Regions from separate parts of the Homo sapiens genome. Here regions 2 and 3 are each linked to region 1. Evidence: read pairs that join two places in POLR2A ChIA-PET (ENCODE). Cell type or tissue: OCI-LY7. All regions are shown on one strand.

Region 1 (2,500 bases):
ACTGTAGTACATACTTCACAAGATTGATGAAAATTAAATTGATAAGTGTAAAGCATGGAATATGCTAGAACATGGCTACAACATATAAACAATTACTTTAGCATAATGCTTAGCTCTTGATCTGCCTACTTTTCATATCCATATTCCCAGGACCCTGATTTAGACACAAAAACGCATCACTCTGATGACTATCACCATCTTGCACCAACTTCCTTCTGTCAATTTTCCAATCCTTCCCTGTTTAAAACCCTCCAATGATTCCCCTTTGCTCATAGCATAAATAATATATCTCTACCCAAAATAGATATAGATCAAGATCACATTTGCAAATAGCTTATTAAATTCTTAGGTCATTTTTAATAATTTCTAATACCTTATTGAAATTTAACAGAGCTTGGTTTTTTTTTTTTTTTTTTTTTTTGAGACAGAGTCTCACTCTGTTGCCCAGGCTGGAGTGCAGTGGTGCAATCTTGGCTCACTGCAACCTCCGCCTCCCAGGTTCAAATGATTCTCCTGCCTCAGCCTCCTGAGTAGCTAGGAGTACAGGTCTGGGCCACCACACCCAGCTAATTTTTGTATTTTTAGTAGAGATGGGGTTTCACCATGTGGGCCAGGCTGCTCTCGAATTCCTGGCCTCAAACAATGCACCTGCCTCGGCCTCCCAAAGTGCTGGGATTACAGGCATGAGTCACTGCGCCCAGCCAATCCAAGCCTTTTTAATTTGACACCTGGAGATATGTAGTCCTATAACTCTAGTAGCAGGTAGGTAGTATAACACTTTTGGTCTACTAGTTCACGTGTGCTAGTTACTTAAGTCAGAACAACCCAAAATTATATTTTATTTGCCTTTAGTTAAATATCAAATATGGTCCCACGTTTCAACTGAATTTTAAAGACATCAAAAATTTCTTTCTCTAAAGAGATCCATATATCAAACCATCTAGAAGACATCTAGACACTTAAATAGCTTCACAGACACCTCAAATCAAACATATACAAAACTTAACTTCCCATTTCTTGGCCCCTGCTTAAATCTTTTTTTTTTTTTTTTTTTTTTGAGATGGAGTCTCGCTCTGTCGCCCAGGCTGGAGTGCAGTGGCGTGATCGCAGCTCACTGCAACCTCTGCCTCTTGGATTCAAGCAATTCTCCTGTCTCAGCCTCCCAAGTAGCTGGGACTACAGGCATGCACCACCACACCAGGCTAATTTTTGTAACTCCTGGCCTCCAACAATCCACCCACCTCGGCCTCCAAAGTGCTGGGATTACAGGCATGAGCCACCACGCCCGGCCAAGACAAGTACATAACTAGTCTTAACACAAAGGAGAAAATGTTTAGAAATCCCTAAGAAAGGAAGAGTTAGGGACTATTAGATGTTAATAGAATGAAGTATATCAGAGAAGACAGCCTAGAGAAGACACAATCTTAGCTGGGCCTTGAAGGCCATATAAGCATTGAAATATGAGACAGCCCAAAGAGAGGCCAAGAGAATAAAAATCTCAAAAAGAGAAAAAAAAATGAGTACATAGTTTGGCTAGAACATATAATTCATGAAAGTGGGAAAGCAGCTGGAAAAATAAGTTGGGGCCAGATAAAGGCAGGCCCTGAATATTGGCTTAGAGATAAGAACTTGATTCTATAGAGAATGAGGGGTGACTAAAGAAAAAATTTTAACATGGGCTGTGTTTCAAAAGACCTTCACCACCAAAGCTATAATTATCACTGGGTCAATATTTAAATCAAAATAATTGTAGTTACAAGTTTTCCCATGAAAAGAAAAAACTAAAAGGGATTAAATAATGTTTAGAAAGTAATTGCCAAGTTTTTAGTTGAATTAGAGTTTGGAAGGGAAAGCAGTGTCGTAATTTCACTAAATTCTTCATTTTGTAATGAAGGCTACCAAACCTGTTTTCTAGATGCAGAGAGGTGTTCATAAAGAGCAATATCAGATGGCACCCCAAAAAAGGATATGAAAGAACACCAAAAGGGAACTCTAAAGATTTAGTTGGAAAAGTAGGTAAGAAAATACAATTTTCTTGTTCTAACTCTTCTATTCAGAGTGTTTACATCATATGTAAGTGCCATACTAAGTTCATTTTCCCTAATAAGGAGAAAGCATAAATCTGTGGTGAGGAACATCCAGTCAGTTATTTTAAATTAAGTTAAATTAAAGATTAAAAGCTTCAAATATTTACCAAATATTTCAGTAGAAGCTCTATATTTTACTTCCAAGTCACTTTTAGGACTTTTGGGACTTAAAATAGATACAGACCTTATTTGCAAAAAGAATCTGTGACATATTTGTTTCAGAGTAAGTGGTTTCTGACAGATGAAACTAGATGAAATGAAAGCAGATGGCAAACTTCATCCATTTTCTTTCTTATAACTAAAAATAATCTTTCTTTCTTTTTTGCATCCAAAAATAGTTCAGCATGTTTCTGGGGTTATATTAAATTATCCAAATATATTGATAGGTACTAACACCAAGAATACATTTTCCC
Region 2 (2,500 bases), 320 kb after region 1:
AGGTTGGGGAAGTTCTCCTGGATAATAATCCTGAAATGTGTTTTCCAACTTGGTTCCATTCGTCAGTTTCAGGTATACCAGTCAAACGTAGGTTTGGTCTTTTCACATAGTCCCATATTTCTTGGGAGGCTTTGTTTGTTCCTTTTCATTCTGTTTTCTCTAATCTTATCTTCACGCTTTATTTTTATTAAGTTTTTCTTCAATCTCTGATATCCTTTCTTCCACTTAATCGATTCGGCTATTGATACTTGTGTATGCTTCACCAAGTTCTCATGCTGTGTTTTTCAGCTCCATCAGGTCATTTATGTTCTTCTGTAAACTGGTTATTCTAGTTAGCAGTTCCTGTAACCGTTTATCAAGGTTCTTAGTTCCTTGCATTGGGTTAGAACGTGCTGCTTTAGCTCAGTGGAGTTTGTTATTAACCCACCTTCTGAGGCCTACTTCTGTCAATTCGTCACACTTATTCTCCATCCAGCTTTGTTCTCTTGCTGGCGAGGAGTTGTGGTCCTTTGGAGGAGAAAAGACATTCTGGTTTTTGGAATTTTTAGCTTTTTTGCACTGGCTTTTCTTCATCTTTGTGGATTTATCTACCTTTGGTCTTTGATGTTGGTGAACTTCAGATGGGGTTTTTGCGTGGTTGTCCTTTTTGTTGATGTTGATGCTATTGCTTTTTGTTTGTTAGTTTCCTTCTAACAGTCAGGCCCCTCTGCTGCAAGTCTGCTGGAGTTTGCTGGAGGTCCACTGCAGATCCTGTTTGCCTGGGTATCACCAGCGGAGGCTGCAGAACAGCAAAGATTGCTGCCTGCTCCTTCCTCAGGAAGCTTTGTCCCAGAGGGGCACCTGCCAGAGGCTAGCCAGAGCTCTCTTATATGAGGTGTCTGCCGACCCCTGCTGGGAGCTGTGTCCTAGTCAGGAGGCATGGGGGTCATGGACCCACTTGAGGATGCTGCCTGTCCTTTAGCAGAGCTTGAGCGCTGCGCTGGGAGTTCCACTGCTCTCTTCAGAGCCAGCAGGCAGGATTGTTTAAGTCTGCTGAGGCTGCACTCACAGCCACGCCTTCCCCCAGATGCTCTGTCCCAGGGAGATGGGAGTTTGATCTGTAAGTCCCTGACGGGGGCTGCTGCCTTTCTTTCAGAGATGCCCTGCCCAGAGAGGAGGAATCTAGAGAGGCAGTCTAGCTTCAGGGGTTTGCCAAGCTGTGGTGGGCTCTGCCCAGCTTGAACTTCCAGGTGGTTTTGTTTACACTGTGAGGGGAAAACCACCTACTGAAGTCTCAGTAATGGCGGGCACCCCTCCCCCCACCAAGCTTCAGTGTCTCAGGTTGACTTCAGACTGCTGTGCTGGCAGTGAGAATTTCAAGCCAGTGGATCTTAGCTTGCTGGGCTCCGTGGGGGTGGGATCTGCTGAGCAAGACCACTTGGCTCCCTGGCTTCAGCCCCCTTGGCTCCCTGGCTTCAGCCCCCTTTCTAGGGGAGTGAACGGTTCTGTCTCGCTGGCATTCCAGGCACCACTGGGGTATGAAAAAAAACTCCTGCAGCTAACTCCGTGTCTGCCCAAATGGCTGTCCAGTTTTGTGCTTGAAACCCAGGGCCCTTGTGTAGGCACCCGAGGGAATCTCCTGGTCTGCGGGTTGTGAAGACTGTGGGAAAAAGCCTAGTATCTGGGCTGGATAGCACCATCCCTCAAGGCTTCCCTTGGCTAGGGGAGGGAGTTCCCCCACCCCTTTCACCTTCCAGGTGAGGCGATGCCCCACCCTGCTTCTGCTTGGCCTCTGTGGGCTGCACCCACTGTATAACCAGTCCCAATGAGATGAATTGGGTACTTCAGTCGGAAATGCAGAAATCACCCGTCTTCTGCATTGGTCTCACTGGGAGCTGCAGACCAGAGCTGTTCCTATTTGGCCATCTTGCCTGGGAATCTAAAAGTTTTTAAAAAGTTAAATAATAAAAGTTTTAAAAAATCTAACAGCAAATTAAATTCCTTCATTGTCTTTTCTAATTTTTTTTTTTTTTTGAGATGGAGTTTCGCTTTTGTTGCCCAGGCTGGAGTGCAATGGCTCGATCTTGGCTCACCACAACCTCCGCCTCCCGGGTTCAAGCGATTCTCCTGCCTCAGCCTCCCAAGTAGCTGGGATTACAAGCATGGGCCACCATGCCTGGCTAATTTTTTTTACTAGAGATGGGGTTTCTCCATGTTGGTCAGGCTGGGCCCAAACTCCTGACCTCAGGTGATCCGCCTGCCTCAGCCTCCCAAAATGTTTGGATTACAGGCCTGAGCCACTATGCCCAACCCTTCAGTGTCTTTTCACATTTTGTTTAAAAACAAGCAAATAAGGCCGGGTGCGGTGGCTCACACCTGTAATCCCAGCCCTTTGGGAGGCCGAGGCAGGTGGATCGCCTGAGGTCAGGAGTTCGAGACCAGCCTGGCCAACATGGTGAAACCCTGTCTCCACTAAACATACAAAAATTAGCTGGGCGTGGTGGTGGGCGCCTGTAATCCC
Region 3 (2,500 bases), 250 kb after region 1:
CATGGTGTATATGTGCCACAATTTCTTAATCCAGTCTATCATTGATGGACATTTGGGTTGAAGAACCAACATTTTTTAAAAATTATATTTCTAATTATAGTTAGAACCAAACTATACAAAAAAACTACAATTTTAAACAGCTAGACATTTGGGAACCAAAATTTGCTTTAGTTGAGCTCTATTGATTTTATTTTATTTTTATTTTATTTTTTTGAGATGGAGTCTTGCTCTGTAACTCAGGCCAGAGTGCAATGGCGCAATCTGGGCTCACTGCAACCTCCACCTCCTGGGTTCAAGTGATTCTCCTGCCTCAGCCTCCTGAGTAGCAGAGACTTACAGGTGTGTGCCCGGCTAATTTTTGTATTTTTAGTAGAGACGGGGTTTCACCATATTGGCCAGGCTGGTCTTGAACGCCTGACCTCTGGTGATCTGCCCTCCTCAGGCTCCCACAGTGCTGGGATTACGGGCATGAGCCACCATGCCTGGTGAGCTTTATTGATTTTAGCTTTCTTTCAAGTGGGAATGTATTTGTAAGGTGTTGTCTAGGGATAACTATACTTGTTAGTGATGTCTTTGCCTTTTTTGATATCACTTAACATTAAGGAAGAAAAATACCACTGTCATTTTATGTAGCAGAAGAAAAACTGCTCTTGGTCCTCTGGTGACAGAAAGTACTCTCAGGATTGAGAGGATCAGTGTCTCTACATAACCATAATCCTTGAGAAGTTTGCTGTAGACTCTCAAAGTGTGGATCTTTGGCACCACCTAGGAGTATGTTTGAAATGCAGGATTTCGGGTCCTAATCATTGGATTATAATGCATTTTAATAAGATCCCTAGGTGATTTGAAAGCACCTTCCAAAGTGGATGCCTGTATATTTAATTTAAATGGTTTGAGATAAGGTGAATAAGAAAAATCCTTGGATTCAATATAACACCAGTTCTGTCTTTGAGAGATTCCCAATAAGGGAGCCTCAATGTAGATCCCCGTACTGTCCTTTCACACTTGCAATTATTTTCTTGTTTAATGTGTTTTTTTCTCCTTCTGGATTCTAAGTTTTCTCCTCCTGGACTGAGGGTTTGTTCATCATTTTATTTCCCAGCACATTAGGACATTGCTTAGCAAATATGTTTTCAATAATTTTCTTATTTGTGTGAGTGACAGGATCTCACTCTGTCACCGAAGCTGGAATGCAGTGGTATCTTCTCAGCTCACTGCAACCTCAACCTCCTGGGCTCGTGATTCTTCCACCTCAGCTTCCTGAGTAGCCGGGACTTTAGGTGTGTGCCACCATGCCTGGATAATTTTTGTATCTTTTGTAGAGACAGGGTTTTGCCATGTTGTCCAGGTGGTCTTGAACTCCTGGGCTCAAGCAGTCCGTCCACCTTGGCCTCCCAAGTGCTGGGATTACAGCCATTTTTTTTTTTTTTTTAATTAACTGAAGATTGTCATGGGAGAGAACAGTGGCCTATGAGTGAGGAAATCCGAGATTCAGAGTCTTTGGTCTGTCACTAGCTATGTGACCTTGGGCAGATGACTTAATTTCTTAGTTTCTATTTCCTCTGCCTACTGGAGGGTAACGAATGCTTCTTCCATTGGGTTAATGTGAGACTTGAATGACAGAATGTATATGAAAGCTTTTCATAAACCAGAGTCCTGTATAAACACTGTCATTATCTCCACTCATGAAATTCCCAAGCCCAGTGTATAAACTGTTTGTGCATTCCAGTTTTTTGTTTAGCTGTCTTACAAATGTATGGCATTATTGCATAATAAAATGAACATTTATTGAACACCTCCTGTGTGTAAAAGCGAAGTGTTAGGTGCTTGCTGGTGGTGGGAGGAGAAAGGAAGGGGTTTAGAAATAAACAAGATGTGCCGGGCGCAGTGGCTCACGCCTGTAATCCCAGCATTTTGGGAGGTGGATCATGAGGTCAGGAGATCGAGACCATCCTGGCTAACACGGTGAAACCCCGTCTCTACTAAAAATACAAAAAAATTAGCCGGGCGTGGTGGTGGGCGCCTGTAGTCCCATCTACTTGGGAGGCTGAGGCAGGAGAATGGCGCAAACTCAGGAGGTGGAGCTTACAGTGAGCCGAGATTGTGACACTGCACTCCGGCCTGGGCAACAGAGCAAGACTCCGTCTCAAAAAAGAAAAAAAAAAAAAGAAATAAGATGCGGTCTCTGTCCTCAAGAATCTTAGCACTGGAGACCAGCGTGTTACATAGATGTGCTCCTTAATGGTTGTTTTAAACTCTCAGTTCCAAGTCCACTGGCTAATGATGGTTAAAGACCCTTGCACTGCAAGATATTGCATTGAGTATACAAACTTTCTTGGGTGTATGTGTGAAATAATTGCAGTCTGTGTTCATCAAAAATTAGGAATATAAAGAAAAAAATTGCTGTCAGCCAGGCGCAGTGGCTCATGCCTGTAATCCCAGCACTTTGGGAGGCTAAGGTGGGCAGATCATCTGAGATCAGGAGTTCGAGACCAGCCTG

What was found. ChIA-PET counts read pairs that join two places held together with the same protein. Peaks named below come from ENCODE experiments on the same cell type or tissue, not always from the same donor. Only the 100,000 strongest peaks of a DNase experiment are listed, where the experiment ranks them.
Region 2: POLR2A ChIA-PET joins it to region 1 with 5 read pairs; 9 of 35 experiments call an interaction of 5 or more read pairs at or near these places.
Region 3: POLR2A ChIA-PET joins it to region 1 with 6 read pairs; 5 of 35 experiments call an interaction of 5 or more read pairs at or near these places.

The regions. Positions count from the first base shown.
Region 1 is chr4:70,679,584-70,682,083 of GRCh38, forward strand. It overlaps LOC101927297 (a long non-coding RNA gene), which reads left to right. Exons shown (of 4, transcript XR_938860.3): 3 at 1,916-2,016. Among named protein-coding and RNA genes, the nearest start is that of UTP3, 7.7 kb to the right of the region's middle. In OCI-LY7, no CTCF peak of the experiment used is centred here; DNase peaks (open chromatin) are centred at 998 and 2,328; H3K4me3 peaks cover 1,856 bases; H3K27ac peaks cover 2,500 bases.
Region 2 is chr4:71,003,511-71,006,010 of GRCh38, forward strand. The region is part of intron 2 of DCK (deoxycytidine kinase); the gene reads left to right. Among named protein-coding and RNA genes, the nearest start is that of DCK, 11 kb to the left of the region's middle. RefSeq lists enhancers at 725-1,421, 1,114-1,373 and a silencer at 822-1,116. In OCI-LY7, a CTCF peak has its summit at 898 (motif pointing left); DNase peaks (open chromatin) are centred at 961 and 1,271; H3K4me3 peaks cover 2,278 bases; H3K27ac peaks cover 2,500 bases.
Region 3 is chr4:70,924,849-70,927,348 of GRCh38, forward strand. All of the region lies in intron 1 of MOB1B (MOB kinase activator 1B), which reads left to right. Among named protein-coding and RNA genes, the nearest start is that of MOB1B, 24 kb to the left of the region's middle. In OCI-LY7, a CTCF peak has its summit at 787; DNase peaks (open chromatin) are centred at 731 and 1,543; H3K4me3 peaks cover 2,101 bases; H3K27ac peaks cover 2,357 bases.